2 separate regions of the Homo sapiens genome follow, and region 2 is linked to region 1. A link is a loop called in an ENCODE intact Hi-C map of the cell type or tissue named here. Cell type or tissue: heart right ventricle. All regions are shown on one strand. Each heading gives the region's core, and the rest is flanking DNA. Links, peaks and the distances in the headings are about the cores only. Region 1 has its middle 390 kb from the start of MIR6130. Region 2 has its middle 440 kb from the start of MIR6130.

What was found. A loop is a pair of places that touch in the nucleus more often than their neighbours do. Peaks named below come from ENCODE experiments on the same cell type or tissue, not always from the same donor. Only the 100,000 strongest peaks of a DNase experiment are listed, where the experiment ranks them.
Region 2: a loop joins it to region 1, with 7 times the contacts of the local background. A loop is called at or near these places in 2 of 110 quality-filtered maps.

Annotation. Positions count from the first base shown.
Region 1 is chr21:22,687,247-22,700,103 of GRCh38, forward strand. No RefSeq gene overlaps it. Among named protein-coding and RNA genes, the nearest start is that of MIR6130, 390 kb to the right of the region's middle. In heart right ventricle, for the core only: no CTCF peak of the experiment used is centred there; no DNase peak of the experiment used is centred there; H3K27ac peaks cover 824 bases.
Region 2 is chr21:22,636,703-22,649,559 of GRCh38, forward strand. No RefSeq gene overlaps it. Among named protein-coding and RNA genes, the nearest start is that of MIR6130, 440 kb to the right of the region's middle. In heart right ventricle, for the core only: no CTCF peak of the experiment used is centred there; no DNase peak of the experiment used is centred there.

The DNA of each region.
Region 1 (12,857 bases), core at 1,722-9,721:
CAATGAACTCAAACAAATTTACAAGAAAAAAACAAACAACCCCATCAAAAAATGGGCAAAGGACATGAACAGACACTTCTCAAAAGAAGACATTTATGCAGCCAAAAAACACATGAAAAAATGCTCACCATCACTGGCCATCAGAGAAATGCAAATCAAAACCACAATGAGATATCATCTCACACCAGTTAGAATGGTGATCATTAAAAAGTCAGGAAACAACAGGTGCTGGAGAGGATGTGGAGAAATAGGAACACTTTTACACTGTTGGTGGGACTGTAAACTAGTTCAACCATTGTGGAAGTCAGTGTGGCAATTCCTCAGGGATCTAGAACTAGAAATACCATTTGACCCAGCCATCCCATTACTGGGTATATACCCAAAGGACTATAAATCATGCTGCTATAAAGACACATGCACATGTATGTTTATTGCGGCACTATTCACAATAGCAAAGACTTGGAACCAACCCAAATGTCCAACAATGATAGACTGAATTAAGAAAATGTGGCACGTATACACCATGGAATACTATGCAGCCATAAAAAATGATGAGTTCATGTCCTTTGTAGGGACATGGATGAAATTGGAAATCATCATTCTCAGTAAACTATCACAAGAACAAAAAACCAAACACTGCATATTCTCACTCATAGGTGGGAATTGAACAATGAGATCACATGGACACAGGAAGGGGAACATCACACTCTGGGGACTGTTGCGGGGTGGCGGGCGGGGAGAGGGATAGCATTGGGAGATATACCTAATGCTAGATGACGAGTTAGTGGGTGCAGCACACCAGCATGGCACATGTATACATATGTAACTAACCTGCACATTGTGCACATGTACCCTAAAACTTAAAGTATAAAAAAAAAAAAAGATTTGACTAGAATTCCCTTTTAAGACAACTTAACAACATAAAACAGGGAGAAGTTTAAAAAATAAAAATACAATAAAGATATATTTGGGTTACTTTTCACTGTTGTATACCATAGAAAATCAGATTTTCTGCTGTCTCAACAATACTTTCAATCGGTTATTGATAACTGAGTAAATAATTGCTGTACAAGACTGTCGATCTCAGGCTGGGCATGGTGGCTTATGGCTGTAATCCAGCACTTTGTTAGGCCAAGGTGGGAGCATCACTGAGGCCAAGAGTTCAAGACCAGCCTGGGCAATATAGCAAGATCCTCTATATTAAAAGATCACAAATCTTTATTTTCTTCAATGCAGACTCTCTACTGCAGACTCTCTACGTAGCCATTTGTACACCACGTATTTCCAGATAATCAGTCTGTCTTCACTCCCATTATCCAATTACTTCCATAGTATACATTTCCAGGGGAGATAGTTTCCTCAACTCATGAGAATTTTGAATTATATCAACTCCTAAGACCATGAGAATCTATTCTCCCACAGTAACTCCTCATAAAGGTATTCTTTTATATCCCCTTTTTCGAGATACCAATGAACGTATCTTCAATTTCGTGTATTTTTTTTCTTTAAATCATTTAGAGCCATTGACTTCAAGCTACCTTTTTTTTCTGCTCTATAAACATTATCAGAATCAAGAAAGTACAACATCCTGGCTATATTCTTATAATTTAAGGAGTACTGGGAAAAACAGAGAGAATAACAAACATTTTTGTCTCAAATAATCCGTACAAAGAAAAGCAAAGTGATGGATCCAATTCAGATACAGAGAAAAAGCTAACCCTTTGAATTAAAAAATTTCCAGTCTCATGTTTTGTTAATAACAAGAGTTACATCAGAAAGTGAAAAGTGAATTTGAGAATAAAATTTGAAAGCACTACACATAAAAATTAGGTACCAGTGAAAACAGTAGTGAACAACTATTGTGATGTACTATTATTTCATCACATTTTTTTTTTTGAGACAGGGTCTCACTCTGTGGCCTAGGCTGGAGTGCAATGGTGTAATCATGGCTCACTGCAGCCTCAACTTCCTAGACTCAAGGTGATTCTCCCAGCTCACTCTCCCAAGTAGCTGGGACCACAAGCACATGCCCACCTAATTTTTTGTATTTTAATAGACACAGGGTTTTGCCATGTTGCCCAGGCTGGTTTTGAACTCCTGGACTCAAGCAATCTGTCCCCCTCGGCCTCCCAAAATGCCAGGATTACAGATAAGAGCCACCACTCCAGGCCTCATCACATTTTTAATTGCGTACACAGTAGTGATACTCCCTCACCCTCAATTCTGTTTTTTTTCATTTTTATAAAATACGCAACTACACACACCAGAGACTATCTTAACAAACACATTTCTGGCCTGTGTTGTCACATAGAGTAAGTGCAATAGTTTGAATGTCATCACCAAAATTCTTGTTGAAATTAATTGTCAATGCAACAGTATTGGGAGGTAGGGCCTTTATGAGGTGATTAATGATTTATGCCATGAACGCATTAATTATCACTAGAGTAGGTCAGTTATTGTGAGATTGGGTTAGTTATAAAAATGTGTTCCATCTGATTTTTTTTCTTTCCATCTCACATGCTCACTTCTGCCTTCTACTCTTCTCCCGTAAGATAACCTTGCCTGATATCATTGCCATCTCTTTAACTTCCAGTCTCTAGAACCATGAGCTGAATAAACTTCTTCTTCATTAAATAAATTACTCAGTCTTTGGTATTCTGTCATAGCAACAGAAAACAAACTAGTATATTAAGAATACCATGAATGGTAGCATAATCTGGATCAATATTATCCAAAGTAAGTAAGGTCAAGTCAGGTTAAAAGTACCATAGGACTGTGGAAATAAACAAAGACCAACCAAATGACAATAAGTAAAGACTATGTATTTGAATCTTGCCGTACAAAGTGAGTCAGCCACAGCCACTTGCATTTTGGTAAAGACTCAACATCAAGCAGAGGAATGGCAAAGCTTCATAGTGGAAACATGAAGGCCTTCCCTGATTGGAGACTATTAGCATGAAAGAGCTGTGAGTGGGGTAATTAGAAGCCAGACATTATTTGTGATTGATTAGGGGTACATAGTTGCCTTTCCCTATCTCTCAAGTTGCTTTGGTCATACATTGAAAATGGGGACAAAAATTTAGAAAATTGTCAAGTCCTGGCCATTTTGGGTACAGAAGTTATGGTTTAGCTTTCTGGACCAGTAACTAGAGATAACAGTAAGACTACAGTTCTGATTTATAGATAGCAGACCATCTTCCTGGGTTGCTTTCTGTAGACAATGGGTTGGTCCCTTGGGCAGATTCCTGCCCAGATTGTGGACCAGAGTTAGTTCTATTTTTAAATATGGTGCCTAGCCATTGTCTGTTTCTATATCCACTCTCCCTAGATATTGACATTAGTGGTTCTGTCTTGTGCTTTCCTGGTTCTATAATGCTTACAATAAAACATTGTGTTTTTAAAGAGAGAGAAAGCTTGTCACTCATTCATTCTGCCAGTATATTTGAGGAAGTATTATTTTCTATACAAAAATCTAGGTTTCTGTTACAAACATTACTAAGAGAGTCAACCTAGCCTCTTGACTAAGTACATGGTTCCAGGTCCAGATTGTCACTCCCTGAGTGATCTTCAAAAATTCATGTAACATCCAGTCCCACAGGTTTTTCATTGAATAAATGGGGTGATCAGTAGCTACTTCACAGTGTTGTCAAGAAGTAAACAAATTAATACCTCAAAGCCTTCAGAATGTTGTACAGCACATTAGAAGTGCTCTTATTATTTAGAAAAGATGGTGTATAGCTTAGAGGAATGGATCCTAGAATGGGAGTAAAGAACTTTTTGCCACAGTAACCATAACTTTGTCCCTCTGAAAAAAAATGACAATGATCACAGGATTGGCTTCATAATAAATATAAAAATCTATAGTTTCTCAGGGGCATACATGTAATACCAGCATTGTGGGAGGCTGAGGCAGGCAGATTCTTGAGCCAAGGAGTTTGAGACAAGCCTGGGCAACATGGCAAAACCTTGTCTCCACAAAAAAGTACAAAAATTGGCCAGGTGTGGTGGTACATGCCCGTAGTCTCACCTATTTGGGATGCTGAGGTGGGAAGATCACTTGAACCTGGGAGGTTGAGGCTTCAGTGAGCTGTAATCACACCACTGTACTCCAGTCTGGGCAACAGAGCTAGACTTTGTCTAAGAATAATAAAAGATAAAATAAAATTTCTCAGGGAGTGTGTGGGAGGGAGGGGAGGGATGAAAAATTACTTATTTTATACAATGTACACCATTCAGATGATGGGTACTCTGAAAGTCCAGACTTTATCACTATACAATTAATCCATTTAAGCAAAAACCAGTTGTACCTCTAAAGCTATTGAAGTAAAAAAAAAAAAGTTTGAAGTTTCTTATAACTATAGCATTTCAAAGTTCTGACTTTGTGTTCATATATCTAACTTTGCTATCAGAAATCTAGACCAAAGAAATGGAATCTTTAGCACAGATAAATAGATGTAGTTATGTATGAATAAATATAAATCTTCTTTGAGATTGAGCATGAACAATTTCTAAGAACAACAGAACAAGTTTTAGATATATTTTCTGGTAATGCTCTTGGGTTGTGTTATTTGGTTTCAATTGCTCTAACCACCATGACTCAGACCAGATGCTCTTAATCCTGTCTGAGATCCCAAACTTAAAAATAAATTTGGCAGCTAAAATTCTCTCTGAGTTTTCAGTAGTTGTTGGCTTTATTTTTTAGTTCAGTAATAAGCCAAAAAGAAAAATGAAGATGTAATAAATCTAGGGAAATTCACCTCTAAAAGGGCACCAACTGAGTACAGGCAGTTTACTGAAAAATTTTAAATTAACAATATACACAATAAATACATAAAAATGGACAAGTATAAGAGTATCTACTATATTTCCAATGAAAGCAGAGCATAACTGCTTCCACTTATAAGTGAGAACATGTGTTGTTTGGTTTTCTGTTCCTGCATTAGTTTGCTGAGGATAATGGCTTCCAGCTTCATCCATGTCCCTGCAAGGGACATGATCTCATTTTTTATGGCTGCATAGTATTCCATAGTGTATATGTACCACATTTTCTTCATCAAGTCTATCATTAATGGATGTTTGGGCTTATTCTGTCTTTGCTATTGTGAGTATTGCTGCAGTGAACACGTGTGCATGTATCTCTGTAATAGAATGATTTACATTCCTTTGGGTATACACTCAGTAATGGGATTGCTGGGTCAAATTGTATTTCTGGTTCTACATCTTTGAGGAATCACCACACCATCTTCCACAATAATTAAACTAATTTACATTCCCACCAAAAGTGTAAAAGCATTCCTATTTTATGCAACGTCACCAGCATCTGTTGTTTCTTGACTTTTTAAAAATTGCCATTCTGACTGGCGTGAGATGGTATCTCATTGCGGTTTTGAATTGTGTTTCTCTAATAATCAGTGATGATTGGCTTTTTTTCGTATGTTTGTTGGCTGAATGAATGTCTTCTTTCAAGAAGTGTCTGTTCATGTCATTTGCCCACTTTTTGATGCACTTGTTTGTTCAGATGGTTGTAGATGTTTGGTCTTATTTCTAAATTCTCTATTCTGTTCCATTGGTCTATGTGTCTGTTTTTGTACAAGTACCATGTTCTTTTGTTTACTGTAGCTTTGTAGTATAGTTTGAAGTCAGGTAGTGTGATGTCTCCCAGTTTGTTCTTTTTGCTTAGGATTATCTTGGCTATATTAACTCTTTTTTGTTCCATAATGATTTTAAAATCGTTTCTTCTATTTCTGTGTAGAATGTCAATGCAATTTAAGGAGACTATAATTGAATCTGTAAATTACTTTGGGCAGTATAGCCATTTTCACAATATTGATTATTCATATCTGTGAACATGGAATGTTTTTCCATTTGTTTGTGTCCTCTCTGATTTCCTTGAGCAGTGGTTTGTAGGTCTACTTAAAGAGATCTTTTACTTCCCTTGTTAGTTGTATTCCTAGGTATTTTATTCTCTTTGTAGACGTTGTGAATGGCAGTCTACATGAATGTTAATTCATGATTTGGATCTCTGCTTCTCTGTTGTTGCTGTATAGGATTGCTTGTGACTTTTGCACATTGATTTTGTATCCTGAGACTTTGCTGAAGTTGCTTATCAACTTCAGAAGCCTTTGTGCTGGGATGATGGGGTTTTCTAGATACAAGATCGTATCATCTGCAAACAAAGACAATTTGACTTCCTCTCTTCCTATTTGAATACTCTTTCTTTCTTTCTCTTGCCTTATTGCCCTGGCTAGAACTTCCAATATGATGTTGAATAGGAGTGGTGAGAGAGGGCATTCTTGTCTTGTGTGAGTTTTCAAGGGGAATACTTCCAGTTTTTGCCCATTCAGTATGATATTGGCTGTGGGTTTGTCATATATGGCTCTTATTATTTTGAGGTATGTTCCTTCAATACCTAGTTTATTGAGAGTTTTTAACATGAAGGGATGTTGAATTTTATTGAAGGCCTTTTCTGCATCTATTGAGAAAATTCTGTGGTTTTTGTCATTGGTTCTGTTTATGTGATGGATTACATTTATTGACTTGCATATATTGAACCAGCCTTGCATCCCAGGGATGAAGCCAACTTGATTGTGGTGGATAAGCTTTTTGATGTGCTGCTGGATTTGGTTTGCCAATATTTTATTGAGGATTTTTGCATTGATGTTCATCAGGGATATTGGCCTGAAATTTTCTTTGTTTGTTATATTTCTGCCAGGCTTTTGTATCAGGATGATGTTGGCCTCATGAAATGAGTTAGGAAGGAGGTCCTCCTTTCTAATTGTTTTGAATAGTTTCAGAAGAAAGGGTATCAGCTCCACTTCATATCTCTGGTAGAATTCAGCTGTAAATCCATCTGGTCCTGGGCTTTCTTTGGTTGGTAGGCTATTTATTACTGTATCAATTTCAGAACTTGTTATTGGTCTATTCAGGGATTCAACTTCTACCTGGTTCAGTCTTGGGAGGGTATATGTGTCCAGGAATTTATCCATTTCTTCCAGATTTTCTCATTTATTTGCATACAGGTGTTTACAGTATTCTCTGATGGTTTTTTATATTTCTTTGGGGTCAGTGATGATGTCCCCTTTATTATTTTTCATTGTGTCTATTTGATTCTTCTCTCTTTTCTTCTTTATTAGTCTAGCTAGCAGTCTATCTATTTTATTAATTTTTTCAAAAGAAAAAAGCTCCTGGATTTATTAATTTTTGAAGGGCTTTTTGTGTCTCTATCTCCTCTAGTTCTGCTCTGAGCCTGGTTACTTCTTGTCTTCTGCTAGGTTTGGAGTTTGTTTGCTCTTGGTTCTCAAGTTCCTTCAGTTTCGATGTTAGGATGTTGACTTGAGATCTTTCTATCTTTTTTTGATGTGGGCATTTAGTGCTATAAATTTCCCCTTAACACTGCTTTAGCTGCGTCCCAGAGATTCTGGTATGTTGTGTGGCATTTTCTTGATTTCTGCCTTAATTTCATTATTGACCTGAGTCATCCAGGAGCAGGTTGTTTAATTTCCATGTAGTTGTGTGGTTTTCAGTGAGCTTTTGAGTTCTAATTTGATTGTATTGTGTCTTAGAGACTGTGTGTTATGATTTCAGTTCTTTTGCATTTGCTGAGAAATTTACTTCCAATTATATGATCAATTTCAGAGTAAATGCCATGTTCTGCTGAGAAGAATGTATATTATGTTGTTTTGTGGTGGAGAATTCTGTAGGTATATATCAGGTCCACTTGATCCAGGGCTGAGTTTAAGTCCTGAATGTATTTGTTAACTTTCTGTCTTGATGATCTGTCTAATATTGACAGTGTGGTGTGTTAAAGTCTCCCACTACTATTGTGTGGAGTCTAAGACTCTTCGTAGGTCTCTATGAACTTGTTTCATGAATCTGGGTGCTCCTGTATTGGGTGCATATATGTTTAGGATAGCTCTCCTGGTTTAATTGACCTCATTACCATTATGTAATGCTCATCTTTGTCTTTTTTGATCTTTGTTGGTTTAAAGCCTGTTTTGTCAGAAACTAGGATTGCAACTCCTATCTTTTTTCTGTTTTCCATTTGTTTGGTAAATTTTCCCCCATCCCTTTATTTTGAGTCTATATGTGTCTTTGCATTTGAGATAGGTCTCTTGAATACAGCACACTGATGGATCTTGACTTTTTATCCAGCTTGCCATCTGCACCTTTTAATTGGGGCATTTAGCTCCTTTACATTAAAAGGTTAATATTGTTATGTGTTAATTTGATTCTGTCATCAGGATGCTAGCTGGTTATTTTGCAAACTTGTTCACATACTTGCTTCATAGCGCTATTGGTCTGTGTACTTCATTGTGTTTTTGCAGTGGCTGATAATGTTATTTTCCTTTCCATATTTAGTGCTTCCTTCAGGAACTCTTGCAAGACAGGCCTGGTGGTGACAAATTCTTTCAAAATTTGCTTGTCTGAAAAAGATCTTATTTCTCCTTCTCTTATGAAGCTCAGTTTGGCCAGATATGAAATTCTAGGTTGGAAATTATTTTATTTATGAATATTGAATATTGGACCCTAATTTCTTCTGGCTTGTAGGGTTTCCTCTGAGAGGTCTGCTGTAAGTCTGATGGGCTTCCCCTTATAGGTGACCTGGCTTTTCTCTCTGGCTGCCCTTAACATATTTTCCTTCATTTCAACCTTGGAGAATCTGACAGTTATGTGTATTGGGGTTGATCTTCTGGTGGAGGATCTTATTGGGGGTTCTCTGGATTTCCTGAATTTGAATGCTGGCCTGTCTTGACAGGTTGGGGAAGTCCTCCTGGATGATATCTTGAAGTGTGTTTTCCAACTTGGTTCTGTTCTCCCCACCTCAATCTTTATTAGAAAAAAATTATGGATACACAACAGATGTATACATTTTTGGAGTACACGTGAACGGTTTATACAAGCTTACAATGTGTAATGATCAAATCTGAGTAATTAGGATATCATTAACTTCAAACATTTATTATTTCTTTTTGTTCGGAACCTCCAAATCATCTCTTCTTGCTATTTTGAAATATATAGTAAATTATTGTGTACTATGGTGGCCTTATTGTGCTATCAAACTTTATATCTTATTCCTTCTATCTAACTGTATTTTTAACCAATTAACCAGCTCCTCTCCATTTTCTTCCCCACACTACCCATTCTGGCCTCTGGTAATGACCATTCTATCCACTACCTCCATGAGATTTTTTTTTTTTTTTTTAGTTCTCACATATGAGCGAGAACATGAGATCCATACTTGGCTTATTTAACTTTACATAATATCTTTCAATATCATCTATGTTGCTTCAGATGATAGACTTTTATCCTTTTATGGCTGAATAATATTTGATTGTATGTATATGCCACGTATTCTTTATCCATTCATCTACTGGTGGACACTTAGGTTGTTACCATATCTTGGCTATTTTGAACAGTGCTATAATAAATATGGGAATGCAGATATCACCTTGTTATACAAATTTTATTTCTGTTTGATGCATACCCAGCAGTGAGCTTGCTGGACCATACAGTAGTTCTCTTTTTAGTTCTTTTGAGAAACCTCTATGTTTTTCATAGTGACTATACTAATTTTCATTTTCACTAACAGCATACAAGTGTTCCCCCTTCTCCACACTCTCACCAGCATTTATTATTATTTGCCTTTTTGATGGTAGCCATTTTAAATGGAGTGATACGATATGTCACTGTAGTTTTGATTTGCATTTTTCTGATGATTAATGATATTGGACAATTTTCAGATATCTGTTGGCCATTTGTGTGTAAACTTTTAAAATGTCTATTTAGATCTTTTGCTCATTTTTAAATTGGACTATCTGTATTTTTGCTATTGAGTTGTTTGAGTTTGTCATGTACTCTGAGTATTAGCCTCTTGTGAGAAAAATAGTTTGCAAACAATTTCTTCCATTCTGTATGTTGTCTCTTCACCTTCTTGTTTGCTTTGCTGTGCAGAAGCTTTTTAGCTTGATGTAATATTGTCAATTTTTGCTTTGCTTGCCTGCACTTTTGAGGTTACGCTCAATAAATCTTCCCCTAATCAATGTCCTAAAGCATTTCTCCTGTGTTTTCTTCTAATAGTTTCACAGCTTCAGATTTTACATTTAAATCTTTAATCTATTTTGATTTAATTTTTATATACGGAGAGAGATAGGGGTCTTGTTTCATTCTTCTGGACATAATTATCCAGTTTTCCTAGGACCACTTATTGAAGAGACTCTTCTTTCCCCAAGATGTGTTCTTAGTGCCTTTGTTGAAAATGTGTTGACTGTAATGCATGGATTTATTTCTGGGCTCTCTACTTTGTTCCATTGGTCACTGTGTCTGTTTTTATGCAACTATTATGTTATTTGGATTACTATAGCTTTGTAGTGTAATTTGAAGTTAGATAGTATGTGATGCCTCCAAGTTTGTTCTTTTTGGTCAGAATTGTGTTAGCTATTCGGAGCCTTTTAAGATTCCATATACATTCCAGGATTTTTTTTTTTCTGTGAAGAATATCATTGTTATGCTGATGGGGATTAGGCATTTTAAATGCATTTTTGACTTAATATTTTCAATTTGTGATGCGTTTATTGGGATATAATTCCATGTTAGTTGAGGAGCGTATTTACATATGTGTGTATGTGTATACACACACATATAATCTCGAGTTATTTCATCAGCCTATATGTCTCTAATCTTACAGCACATATAAATTGTTACAGATATTTTTGTTGTCCTCATGTATTTTATATACCATTCACATGCTTTTACCCATTGTCTTCAGTTAACATCTCATAGAGCACTGATGCTGTCTCTTCATTTTTGTGTGTGTAGAACTCTGTCTTTAGTAAGTAAACATTTTTGACCAGGCACTTAAAGTTTTGATTAAACATATTAATTTATCCATGCTCATTTCTATTTTATAGCACGTTATTAATTTAAAAATTAAGTCAACTGGGCTTTAACACTTAAAGATATCTCAACAGAAGCCAAAGGTACTAAACATCAAAAAACAAGAAATGATTTTTTTTTGTAACATTTTAACTTATATTTTAACTTTCAGTCACAATTGGGAGACTTATGACCTTTTAGGGTTTTCCAAATCATCTAAGAAACAGTGATTTCAAATAAGTTTCATCTGTGATCCTGCCCAGCAGAACGATGTGGGTAATTTAAAAATTACATGCCATGATCAATCTGCCAAGAGTTTCCTCTATTACATTCACTGACATTTCCACAGTGCACAGACACATTTGTAAGAGAACTTTGTACAATGAAATGAATTAGATTAATGGAAGAGAAGAGGAGTCCTAAATCCATATAGGCATATTTTGTTGAAACAATTTCTGCAAGTTCTTTTGACAGAAGGAATTCTTCTTTAAATGTCATACTGAAAACTACAAAAACAGACTTGTCCTGATTCTGAGTATACTCACAAGAGTGTTTCACTCATCCACTCTTAGAAAACATTTAATAATCAATTGTAGTACATTAAATTCTATTTGTATGATATGAAATTTAAGAGAGATATTAGAAAAACATGCCTAATCAAACATTTATTTTATTGGTTTTAACACTACACCAAACACATTTCTATTTTACTAATAAAAATTTTTATTCAAAGACATTTTTCTCAGATACAGGGATATGTAATTATATTACAGAAATAAGTCTGATTGATAGATTCAGAAATGTTTAAATGGAAGAAAACCAATAATCTCTCATGTAACTTGCCTGTGGTATAGAGCTAGTTATGCCAAGACTAGTTATAAGATGGTTTTATAATTTTACATTTTTATTTTATACTATTTCTTATATTTATTTATGAAGGGATAATTCTTCTGCCTTCAGTTTAGTTTAAACCTTGTTTTGCTTATGACATATAATACAGTGTTATCTCTAAATGATTTACTGATTTGTCTTTTTAAAAATATTTCTAACCTTTATATAAGAAACAAAAATAAATATACATGTAAAATGAAGCACTTTGAATCACATTTTTGTCATTAATATTAGAATTATAATAATATTTAATAGTGGTTTATATGAGCTAATATGAATATTCAAAAAATGGACTGACTCATGCTACACACTCACTAATTGCTAGATCTGGACTTATTTTTTTGCTGTTGCTGTTTTATGCTGCTGTTGTTTTATCACTATTTTATTGTTGTAGTCGTTGCTGTAAAACAAAGTAATACATAAAAATAAGATGAACGTGACCTTAGATCCAGCTTAACATTTAATTATCTGACCTAAACAAATTGCTCAACTTTTGTAGGAATCAATTTCTGTCATGTATGATACAAAAAACCTGGAGTATATAACTTGTAACAAAATATCCTATGATAAATAACTGTATTTCCCATAGGTCATTATTTTAAAGAGTTTACTTGACAATATTTTGAAAGTTGAGTATATACCTCATGAGGTACAGGTACATATAACCTCAAATACAAAGAAAAAATACTACAAAAATAAACATTAAATAAAACATTTACTAAAAATAAAAATTACTAAATGCTGTGACAAAATTTCATCGGTGAGTATTTTCACTTGTTTGAAAATTATAGCTTCTGAATTGCATAGTTTGGTAGCCATGTTGGACAACAAAAGAATAAGCCTATTTTAGATTATCATTTTGTAACATGTTTTAATGAGACTGCCTCTCATATTTGGAAAAAAATGTAGAAAATATTTCTGGTCAATAATGTTACACTTTAATTCCTTGGAGCATACTTTGCTATTAGGTCTATATATTTACAACAGGACACAATTACAATGCCAGTTAATGCTATTACTATTTTCAAATAATATACCATTCTTCATCCATAAAATCTATTTGTGTTTTTTAGCTTTATTGAAGTATAATAATA
Region 2 (12,857 bases), core at 2,797-10,796, 49 kb before region 1:
AATGTTCTTTGAAAGGAAATTATAAAATTTACCACGGAATGCCTAGTTTCTACCAGGGATTTTAAAATATTTATTACAACAAAAAATTGGAGTTATGGTGCTCATTTTGGAAACTATTCAGGTTTACAACTTGACTCACTGGCATCAAGCTTTGTAAATGTCTTATCCATGCCCCATTAGCATATCCTAGGGTTCACCTGCGGTTATGTAATGAGCTCCCATTTATGCCAAGAGCTTCCTGTTACAACTACCTCGTCCTTCTTCCTGAAAGCATCTCTGGTTCTGAGAAGTACAGAAGTTTAATAGAATTTCAGAAGTCATCTTCAAAAATGAAAGCGGCTGTAATTCCTTCTTTTTATATCTGATTTTATTTCTTTGAACCTTCTATCTTTTATTCTTAGGCTACAGGTTTGTTGATTTTGTTTATCTTTTCCAAAAAATTAATTCTTCTTAGATTTTGTATTGCTTATTTTTTCTCTACGTTGTTTATTTCTGCTCTGATCTTTATCATTTCTTTTCTTCTATTAATTTTGGTTTTAGTTTGCTCTTGTTTTTCTAATTCCTTTAGATGTGATATTTGGTTGTTTATTTGAGATTTTTCTCTTTAATTGATGTAGGCATTTGTTGATATGAAATTCCCTCTCAGAATGGCCCTTGCTGTACCCTATAGGTTTTGGTATGTTGTGTTTCTATTCCAATTTGTCTCAATAAATTTTTAAATTTCATTTTTAATTATTTCATTGACACATTGGTCCAAGAGCTTGTAGTTTAATTTCTATGTATTTCAAAATTTTACAAAATAGTGTTTTTGTTTTCTAGTTTTATATCATTGTGGTCAGAAAATACACTTGACATGACTTCAACCTTCTTAAATTTATTAAGACTTGCTTTGTGACCTGTAATTTGACTTTTCCTTAAGAAATTGTTCCATGTGCACTTCAGAGAAACGTGTATTCTGCTGCTATTGGATGAAATGTTCTGTAAATGTTTGTTAAGTCCATTTAATCTAGAGTGCAGTATGCATTCAATGTTTCTTTGTAGATTTTCTCTCTGGATAAATTACAACTGTCATTTTGTTGTTTTCTTGTGGTTTTGTGGATTCTTTCTTCTTTTTCTTTCTTTCTTCTTCCCTTACTCTCTTCCTTTGGAATTAAGTGGCTTTCTTCAGTGGTTTGTTTTGATTTATTGCCTTTTGTTTTCAGTGTATCTATTACAAGTTTTTGCTTTGTGGTTACCGCCATCTTAAAAAAAATCTTATAACATGTAATTTTAAGTGGATAATAGCTTAATTTTGATTGCAAAAAATAAAAGCCATTAGATTTTAACCCCAGTCCAGACCCCTCCCAAACTTTTGAATTTATGGTGTCACAATTTACATTTTTTTGCTGCCTATCCCTTCAAAAGTTACTGTCATTATATTATACTTAATAGTTTTGTCTTTGAAACTTTGCACTAAATATATAAGTGATTAACACATCATTACAGTTTTAAATTAATCTGAATTTGACCTACTTTTACCAGCCAGTATTATACTTTCAAATGTTTTTGTGTTACTCACTAGCATTCTTTTCTTTCAATTTAAATAACTTTCTAGGCACTTTTTTTTGTAAGACATGTTTGGTCATGATGAATTCTCCCAGCTGTTTTTGGGAAAACTGTTCTCACTTCTTCATGTGTGAAGGACAGATTTGCTGAATAAAGTGTTCTTAGTTGGTGGTGTTTTAGTTTCAGCACTTTGAAATATATTATTTCACTTTCTCCTGGCCTGTAAGCTTTCTCCTGAGAAATCTGTGATAGACATATTGGCATTTCCTTCTATGTGGTGTATCTTATATCTTGCTGCTTTTCAGATTTTTTCTTTGTCTTTGATTGTTGGTAGTTTGACTATTAGATACATTAATATACTCCACTTAGTGCTGAATTTGATTGGAAACTCTTTGCTTCTTACAACTGAGTGTTCGCATTTATCCTCAGATGAGGAAACATTTTAGCCATTATTTCTTTAAACATACTTTGTACCTCTTTTTACCTTTCTTCTAATTGTGGAACTCTCATTATGTAAGTTATCCTTTTCCTTTTTAAAATTTTTTTTTGCTCATCTGAATGGATAATTTCAAACATTTTGTCTTCTGGCCCACTCATTCTTTCTTCTACTTGACCAAGTCTGCTGCTGAAGGTTTCTGTTGGCTTTTTTAGTTCAGTCATTGTATCATTTATCTCTAGAATTTCTATCTGAAAAAGGAGACGTTTTATCTGTTGTTACATAAATACAAAAGCTAATAAGAGAAAATTTGAACATTTATATGCCAATAAATTAAATAATCTAGAAGAAATGGATAAGTTCCTGGAAACATACAACCTACCAATATCAAATCATGAAGAAATATTAAATCTGAATCTATCAATAATGAGTAGCAAGATTGAATTTGTAGTGAAAAGTCACCCATCAAAAAAATCCCAAACTTCAAATCTTCACTGATGAATTCTACTGAATATTTAAAGATTAATTAATATCAATTCTACTCAAACTTTTCCAAAAATTATATAGGAGGGAATACTTTCAAACTTAGTATTTGAGGCCAGTATTACTCTAATATTAAAAGCAGACAAGGGCACACACACACACACACACACACACACACACACACACACACAAATCCAGGCCAATATTCCTGGATCCTCAACCAATACTGGTAAACCAACTTAACACAGTAAAAAGATTATTGACTATAATCAAGTTGGCTTCATCCCACTTTATTCAAAATATGCAAATCAATCAACCAAACAGAATCAATAACAAAAACATTATATTATTTCAATAAATGCAGAAAAAGTGATTTTGTAAAAATCAGCATTTCTTTAAGATAAAAACCCTCAATGAATTAGGTATAGAGAGAAGGTATCTCAACACAATAAAGGCTCTATATAACAAGCCCACAGCTAATATTCTACCAAACAAAGTAAAGTTGAAAGCCTTTCTTCTAAGATCTGTAGCAAGACAAGTATCCCACTTCACCACTTCTATTCAACATTGTACTATAAGTCCTAACTAGAGCAACTAGAAAAGAGAAAGAAATAAATGGCATTCAAATTGGAGAGAGAGAAGTTAATTGTCTCTGTTTGCAAATGACATGATCTCATATAGAGAAAACTTTGAAGACTCCACTAAAAACTGTTAGAACTGGTAAACAAATTCAGTAAAGTCATATGATACATAATCCACATACACATATCAGTAGCATATCTGTATACTGACTGTTAATTGTCTAAAAATGAAATCAAGAAAACAATCTCATTTCGAATAGCTGCAAATAAATACTTAATAATAAATTTATCCAAGGAGGTGAAAAATTTATTCACTGAAAATTATAAAACATTTATGAAAGAAATGGAAAAGGAAACAATTATATAGAAAGATGTTCTGCATTCATGGATTAGAAGAATTAATATTTTTCAAATGTCTATGGTACCCAAAATAATTTATAGACTCAATGACATCTCTATTAAAATTCCAATGACATTATCCATGGAAATAAAAAAATGCCTAAAAATATGTTTGGAAATGCAAATTATCCCAAATAGCCAAAGCAATCTAGAGTTAAAAGAACAAAGATGAACATATTGCACTACTTGATATCAAAATATACTACAAAGTTAAAGTAGCCAAACATGGTACTGGCATAAAAACAGACTCCAGGCTCATAGTCCCATTGAACAGAATAGAGAGCCCACATATAAATTTAGGCATGTAAAGTGAACTGATTTTCAACATAGATGTCAAGAACGGGCAATGGAGAAAGGACAATATCTTAAATAAATGGTATTGGAAAAACTAGATATTCATATACAGAAGAAATTAGACCCTTATCTCTGGTCATACACAAAAATCAACTCAAAATGGATTAAATACTGAAATTTAAGACACGGAACAATAGACTTCTAGAAGAAACATAGAGGAAAATATTCATGACATATATTTGGACAAAGGCTTTTTGGATATATCCTCAAAAGCACAGATAACAAAAGTAAAAAGAGACAAATGGGATTATATCAAACTAAAAATCTTCTGTATAACAAAGGAAACAATCAGTAGAGTCAAGAAACAACCTAGAGAATGGGAGAATATATTTGCAAATCATACATCAAAGAAGGGCTAATATACAAAATGTACAAAGAAAAGCTGTACAACAAAGGAAATAAATAACCCTACTTAAAATGGGCAAAGGATACAAATAGGCATTTCTCAAAAGAAGGCATACAAATGACCTACAGATACATGAAAAACTGTTCAACATTTCTAATCATCAAAGCAATGCAAATTAAAACCATAAGATATGACCTCATACCTGTTAGACTGGCTATCATTAAAAAGATGAAAGATAACCAAGGTTGTCAAGGATGTGGAGAAAATGAAACCTTTGTAACCTGTTATTATTTTAAATTAATAAAGCAACTGTGTAAAATAGTTTGGAAAATTCTGAAAAAGATCTAGAAGTAGAATTACCATATAATCCAACAATAATACTACTGGGTATATATCCCCCAAATTGAAATGTTTCCCAAAAAATATATTTGCACTCCCATGTTTATTTAAGCATTATTCACAATAACCAAGATATAGAAACAACCTAAGGGTGAATGAATGAATGAAAAAAATTTTTAAGTGTGATGTGCGTGTGTATGTATATGTATTCGACTATTTTTAAAAGAACAGGAAATTCAGTCATTTGCAGCAACACAGACAAATCTAGAAAACATGTTAAGTGAAATAAGCCAGACATAGAAAGACGAATACTGTATGATCTCACTCATACGTGAAATCTTAAAAAGTTGAACTTATAGAAGCAAGGAATAGAATGGTGGTTATCACTGGCTGTTGGGGAAGGGTGAGAGGAGAAAGAGGAGAAGTTGATCAATTTGTTCAACCTTACAGTTAGATAGAAATAAGGTCTGAGATTCTATTGCACAGTAGAGTGGCTATAGTTAATATTCTATTATGTCTTTCAAGATGCCTGGCAGAGAAGATTTTTAATGTTTTTACCACAAAGGAATAATAAATGTTTGAGGTGATGAAGAATACGCTAATTACCCTGATTTGATCATTGCAAAATGCATACACTTATCAAAACCACATTGTAACCCATAAATGTGTAGAATTATTATTGGTCAAATAAAAATAAAGTAAAACTTTAAAAAAATGAAAGAGAAGTTGGTGGATCAATATTCCAGCAACACTGAGTCTAATTTGCCCATGGCAGTAACTTACTCCTTAAAGTTTGTTTTCTTCCTTTCTAGTCTCATTTCCCCCTATCTTAGTGCATCTTGGGATCACGACGACATAAATTAATTGAACCATAAGCCTTAACTTTGCAGTCTGTTTTTTTGGGGGGGACACAAATTGAGATATATTTGTATTCCCTGAAGGGGATAAAATGATTTAGACTTTCAAAAATTATTTCAATGTATGCTGTAATACTGAATGCAATGTATCTTATAAAGGATTTACATAAGAGTAACCTGTAGAAAAAATAACTCTGAAAATCTATGATGACATTGACAAAAAGTGACCTCAGTATAGTAAAGAAAGTAAACACTAAATCACTAAATCTAATTTCAAACTGATTTAAATTAGTCTGTTATTCTCCTGTACTACTTCTTCTTATTTATTCTCTCTTACTTTTTTTTTTTTTTTTTTTTTGCTTAACAATGAATTATTCAAAATATACGGAGACAAAAAAAGGCTTTAGTGATAAGGGAGTTTTAAGTTTTCCCTTCTTTAACAGAAGGATACGTTAACAGAAGGGACACATGAAATTCAAATAAAATTGTGGTTATATTTGTATACCTATAGGGAAATGTATTCTATGTATAGAATGTATATTCTATGTATAGAATGTATATTCTATGTATAGAATGTATTCTATGTTTGTTGTATTTTATTTGAAGAATTATTTTATAGTCCTCTCTATTTACTTTTTTGTTATTAATGATAACTTTTGCTCCCTTTGAAAATATTTTTATAGTGAACACCTGTGGCTTATATTTTATACGTAGTTTTGGTATTTGTTACAAGGGAAGAATAATCATAGGGAAACTAACTTTCTTGGAGGAACAGCAGAAAGCATCAAGTAAAGTTAGAAAGAAAAGGATTAAGTTTCAGCAAAAGAGACATTTTTGCATAATTTCTAGAAAATAATTCATTTAGAAAGAGGAAGATTTATTAAAAATATGCTGAAAGTCAGCATATGTTACCTTTCTGTATCCAAAGGAAAATAATAAAATCTACGAACACAAAGTGTGATGAAGCAGAACTGAGTCACAGACTTCACTACCTAGAGGCACTGACAAGAGCATGGCTCCTCAGACAAGTGACAACAGAGACAATGGTTTCCAATTATCAGTGGAGCAAGGGTTATTTTTGTTTTTGTTTTAATATCTCCTTTAATATCTCCTCTTGTGAGGTGTTCATGGGAAAAATTATGACAAAGAAAAACGGTAACTTCTTATATCATTTAATTTTCTAGTAATTCTGTATAAATACGAAAATATTTTAGCCAGTTTGCCACACCTGTTCTGACTGATAGAACTGAGAAAGTGGATACATCAATAAGTCAGCTCACTTACTACTTGTGGAGGGATGCCAAATATCAGACAAGCTCACCTGAAAATGAAAATACTGAAAAAAGTGTCCATGACATAGCATTAAAATTGCCAATGCTTGCATTTTCTCTATCATTATTCCTTTTTTGAGTTGTTGTCTCTTATACTTTGTAATATTATGAGTTCTGGGACATAAAAACTTAGCAAGACCTGTAACTCATTTCCTCTCACTTGCAGTGATGCCTGTAAAAAATGAACAACCTCAAACAAATCTTGTAGTAAAAATGTCAGAAAGCAGACCTTATAAACACACAAATGGAGTTTATGGCATGAAGTGGAGAGTTCTTATCTATAAGATGTTTGGGTGCTGAACAGATTTGGTCTTTCTAGTTTGCTTATTGCAATTACTCTTAAAGTTTTGTGATCTATGGGGTTGGGATTACTGGCTTGTTAGAGAAATGGGTCAGTCACATGTGTTCATTATTTAATGAGGTATAAAATAAAAATTTTATTTAACCAAGTGGCTTACGCTATGAAGCAATGCACCATTATACCTTACTCAATACCCATCCACATACTAAATCTGAGATTGAGAAGCATTCTAATGCTATTGAGCAAGGAGCTTCAAAGGACAGGTGCACAGGAGGGCCTCAGATTTCTCCAAGGGAAATGCCTCACCCGTTTGTTTCTTATAACATTAATAAAGTCGACATTGGTTTCAATCATAAGATCCATAATTCATGTGAGTCATATTTGACAATTCAATCTTACATGTTACCATGTTCTAATTTTAGGCAAGATATTTTGTTCTACCATAGAATGAGATACTTGGGACTTCGTAATTCTTGGTCAAAAATAGACAACTGTTAGTCATTTGCTGATGATAAGATTCTTGAGTGCTAAAAACTGCTAAGTACTCTTCTAGGAAAAGTTATAACTTCATGGTATTTAAAATTAAGTGACTAAGTTACATAATAAACATGCAAATGAAGTCGTGTTAAAGAGCAATGAGGGAGTACGAAGTGTTATCCAATCCAAGGAAGGGCTAGCTAGAAAGTAGATGTTCTGCTAAAGTTCTGAATAAATTAAAGAAGTAAACAGTGTTTCTTGTGGGCAACAGAATATTGGGAAAAAATGAAAAAAGAGTTCATCAACTTAGGTGGAAATTAGTTTGTTGTATGTGTTTGAGGAATGAAAAAGAATGCCAGCGTCTTAAACTGGATTCACTCAAAATCAAAACCTGAGATAAAGAAGTACATGCAGTAAGATTATTTTTGAAAATGAGCCATTTGTCAAGAGTGGGAGGCAGAAAAGAGTGAAATAGGCAAGTAGGAAATGCTAATCTAAGCTGTCAGCAAGCTGAACCCTTCTGTAGGAAAATGAGACTTAATCCTAGTGGGGACTCTGAGGGATCATGTAAAATTGATTTCAGAATCTGCCACTAAAGGAACAAAGAAGATGCAATTTAATCTATCAGTACATATAGATTATTGGTCAAGATTCACTAGGGTTAACACTCACATTTTTGGGTTTGTAAATACACAGAATAGCTAAGATTTTTTTACATGAAAGTAGAAGAGAAGTCCCTTGGGCAGATAGCAACAGACATGTGGTAAATCCTAGGCAGACGCTCTGTTTGTGTCTGGTTGCAGCTGTTCTTTGAGGTGATGGCAAGAGCATAAAGGTGAGCTGGAAGATTGGATAGCATGTAAAAAGTTCCTCCTACCCAGCGTCCAATACACTTCACCCTTTGCACTAATCACCTTCAGTCCTTCTGTGTTTAAATTCCAATACATTCTACAGCCTTCAAGATTGTGGCATGCCTCATTCTCTAGGAAATATTTAATAAACAAAGTTAATTGTAATGAGCTTAAGTAAGTGGTTTTTAAGACCGTACTTAATATTTTTCCACTTCAGAATTTTCTCATTTTTATCCAATTCTTCAAAATGTATAGATTTCTGGCAAAATGGGAGTGGAGGGGGGGTGGTTCTAACTCATTTAACTAAAGAGTAGGAGTCTTTAGTTGCCTTATTCTTGTTAAGATTTAGTTTTACAATTGTTCATTTACAGTTATCATTGGGCATGAAACATCCAGGAACACCCTAGGCAATACCTTGATGTACTCCATGCTTCCACCATTGTGTAGGAGCAATCTCAATATCATATGGATACAATTAAGTCCTTTTCTCAGTGGTAGAATTTTCTAGCTTTGGTCTGAAAAGGGGGTATAGATCTCAATTTTTAATATGGCAGCTAAGTTAGACATTTGCTCAGCAGCTTTCAATTTTTTTTCTGGTTAGGGAAATCAATTAACACCTTAATTAGCTCCCATCTGTCTTAACATTAAGCAATATTCTGATCTATTAGTCATTCTTGCAGGTCCTTGTGGGTAAAGGCACCTGGTTGACTTTCTAATCTTGATGCTCATTATGACAGTTACTTTGAAACTATTTCTGATGATAAGTGTTGATCTTCTGGCCTCTTCAATTACAGAATCCAAGCCCAGTGGTCCTAGGGAGCTCAGTTCCATGGCAGTGTCTTCTAATGTCAGCTCTGGCCTAGAGAAGGAGGCACACCTGGGCTTCTCAGAGATGTCAGCGTATATCTTAGCAGTTTATTTTTTACTGTTATTGAAAGAAATACAATAATCTTTGCTTATCTGAAGTTTCACTTTTCACAGTTGTAGTTACTTGTGATCAATCACAGTCTGAGAATATTAAATAGAAAATTCCAGAAATAATTCAGAAGTTTTAAATGGTGCACCATTTTGAGTAGCATGATGAAATCTCATGGTATTTCACTCTGTCCCACCGGGGATGTGAATCATGCCTTTGTCCAGTGTGTCCATGCTGTAGACACTACCCACTCATTAGTGATGAAGTATCCATCTTACTTATCAGATCAAAAAAGCCATAGTATACATAGGGTTCAGTACTATCCATGGTTTCAGGCATCCACTGGAAATCTTTGAACCTACATGAATAAAGGGGGATTACTATATCCTCTGATATTTCCCATGTAACATGCTTCACTGGTAGGGTTTCTAATCTCACATATTGGATTTCTTCCATTTTCCTCATCTACCTGCATCTTCTGAAATTGTTCTGAATATTCTATTTCATCCACCATAGATAATCATTGTTTTTAAAATTTAAAGAGCAATTCTAAGCATTGTCTACAGGTGTCCTTGCCAGGACATTAAACATTGAGTCACAGTGGCATGCCCCTGCGTCAATAATAAGCCATCTATTTTGTAGTCCTGGTCCAAATCTTCACTTCCAGATACATTCCAACATATGCTCCCTAATATTTTTCAATACTTATCAGTCATATCTTTTAGTTATTTGGATGTGCTTGTCTTTTTTCTCCTAGATAAATTACTATATTATCTTGCCTTTGCTCTGTTTCACTTGTCCCTACTTAGAGACTAGGAAACTATGAGAGGAGATAGGGTCAGAAATTGAATAATCTAAGCATCATCCTGCAAGACACCTGAACCAGATGAGGCCTTTACCAGAGCTCTATGTAAGAACAACATTTAATATGGGAAAGGAGCTATTTCTTCCAAACTAGCTATTGAATATGACTGTGGAAATTCAATATTCTCAGGGTTTTCCAGATAATTGCGCACATCCTGGGTCCTTAGGTCTTTCTTTCCGACAAATTCGGGCTCTTCTCTGGCACAGGAGACACATGGGAGTTAAACATTCAGTGTCCATTGTAACTCTGACATCTTTATATTTAAATACTGAGTCTTATTTTCATCAATATCTGCTCTGTTCTGCCAGGATGACTTTACAGTATGCCTTCAGTTGATAATTTAAGCCTGTAATTTTCTTTTCTTTTTTTTTTTTTTTGGCTTCTAAAACTGTAAACTAAGGACAATGAATTGCACAGTCCTTAATATTACTATTGCTCTTATATTGATAATGTGTGTTGTTACTATGCAAACCAACGCTTCATGTTCTCTTTGTACCAAATTCTAATTTATCTCCTGTAAATATCTTAACTATAATGCTACTACATGACAAGAATTACTGCTTCACTTACCACTGGCAATGGGAAGCTTATTGGAGTTTGGAGCAACATTATTCACCAAAACAATAAGGGCCACTGCTGTCACTAATTGTCTTCGTTTGGGTTACCTGGAAAGAAAAAAAAAGATGATAAAAGAATTTGTATGCATCTGGAGCAAGAGCAAGAGGACAGGAAAAGTGGAAGAGTGAGAGACAGAAGAAAGAAAAGTCAATCAAAGGCTGAGTGCCTTTATTCATTATTATAGTTGAGAGTTGAACAGTTAAGGCATAAACCTCTTAGTAATCTTTAAGGAGCAGTGTAAAATAGACCTCTTAGTTGTCTAATAGAATGAGCGTGGTTGAAAAAAAGTTGAACAAGCAGAAAATGAGGTTACAAAGGTAAGCATGGACAAGATCACATGATACCTTGGGCTTTGGATTTTATTTGGGTTTAATGGGAACTCACTGTTGGGGTGATGGCAGAAGAAAAATAACAAGATCTTATTTATATTTCTAAAAGATGCCTGTTGATGCTGTTTGGAGAAGAAAGCGTGGTGTTAGGGAGACTAATAGAAACCTGCATAAGTAGTCCAAACAAAAAAGTGGCTAGTGGTGGCATCAGAGCTAGTCAAGATCTTCTTTTGTTTATGAGACAGAGTCTCACTCTGTCGCCAAGGCCGGAGTGCAATGGCAGGATCTCAGTTCACTGCAACCTCCACCTCCCAGGTTCAAGCGATTCTCCTGCCTCAGTCTCCCTAGTAGCTGGGACTACTAGGGACGAACCACCATGCCTGGCTAATTTTTGTAATTTTTTTAGTAGAGATGGGGTTTCACCATGCTGGCCAGGCTGGTCTTGAACTCCTGACCTCGTGATCCACCTGCCTCGGCCTCCCAAAATGCTGGGATTACAGGTGTGAGCCACTGCACCTGGCCTTTGAAGATCTTCTTAACATGAAATGAATTTTAAAAGTAGGTTCAACATGTGATATGGAAATAAAGACCATGAGGATGACACTGAAGTTTTTGTTTTTGTTTATTTCCCCTTTGGTTAGGTGGGTTATTTTTGGAGTGATTTGCTGGTACAAAGAAGACTGGCAGGCATATGGAATTGCTGAAATTGATGCTTTGCCTTGGACATGTGAAAGATGCTTGTTTGATTGGCATCCAAGTACAAATGTTAGGTGGAAAGCTGGATACAAAAGTAAAGCTTAGGGCCAATTGGGGACTGGCTATATACATTCAGGAGTAATTAATCAATAGATGTTACTTAAAGCCATGGAAACTCACTACGAACATAGTGAGTCATAGGGAGAAAATAATTTCTAAGCATGTAGTGAATAATCCTAATGTTTACTGATTAGACAGAAATTCTAATACTTAGAGACTGAAGAGAATGACAGGAGAAGGAATAGTTAGTAAATTGTATGAAAAACGAGAAGACTCTTATGACCCAGAAAACAAGTGAAGAAACTGGTTAATGAGAGAGGCACCTATCACCTTTGTCAAATATTGTTGAAAGGTACCAAGTTTACTTTAGGAATTTAAAAATGGTGAGATTGAAAAGAATGGTTTCAGTGGTTTGACCTTGATGAATGTTTAATTGCAGAGGTATAGCAAGAATAAGATAATAGTCAATAATGGTGAATATATTTATATATGTATGTATGTGCATATATGTATGTGTCTACATGTATATACAGATAACTTTAAAAGTTTTCTTTAATACACAGGGACAAGTAAATAAGGAATTTGCATAATTTTAAATTTGATTACTATGCATCAAGTTAAATAGTGATAGAACTAATCTAATAAATTATTTAAATATGCCATGGCATGAGAGAACAAATAACTACCAAAGGGAATACACTGATTTGCTAAGTTAGAATGAGGTTCAGTGTAAAACAGAGGACGTGATCTTAGATATAAACACTGGCTATGTATTCACTGTGAGGAAAGGGAAAGAATGGTCGGGCCTATAGATTCCAGTGGATTGGTTCATTTGGTGATGTAGGTGAAGGAATTCACTTTTAAGTTGTACTATATTTTCGGTAAAATAATAATATTAGCTTAAAATAGGGAGTGAAGAAATTTTCTCACTGAACAGTTATGTGAATTGGCTAGGAAATGTAATAGCCTTGCCAAGAAGTCCTGAGCATACACTCCATGCTTGCGGTTATAAATTTAAAGTGAGACAAGTCCATACCATTGTGTGTGCATATGAGTGTGTGTGTGCAAGCAAA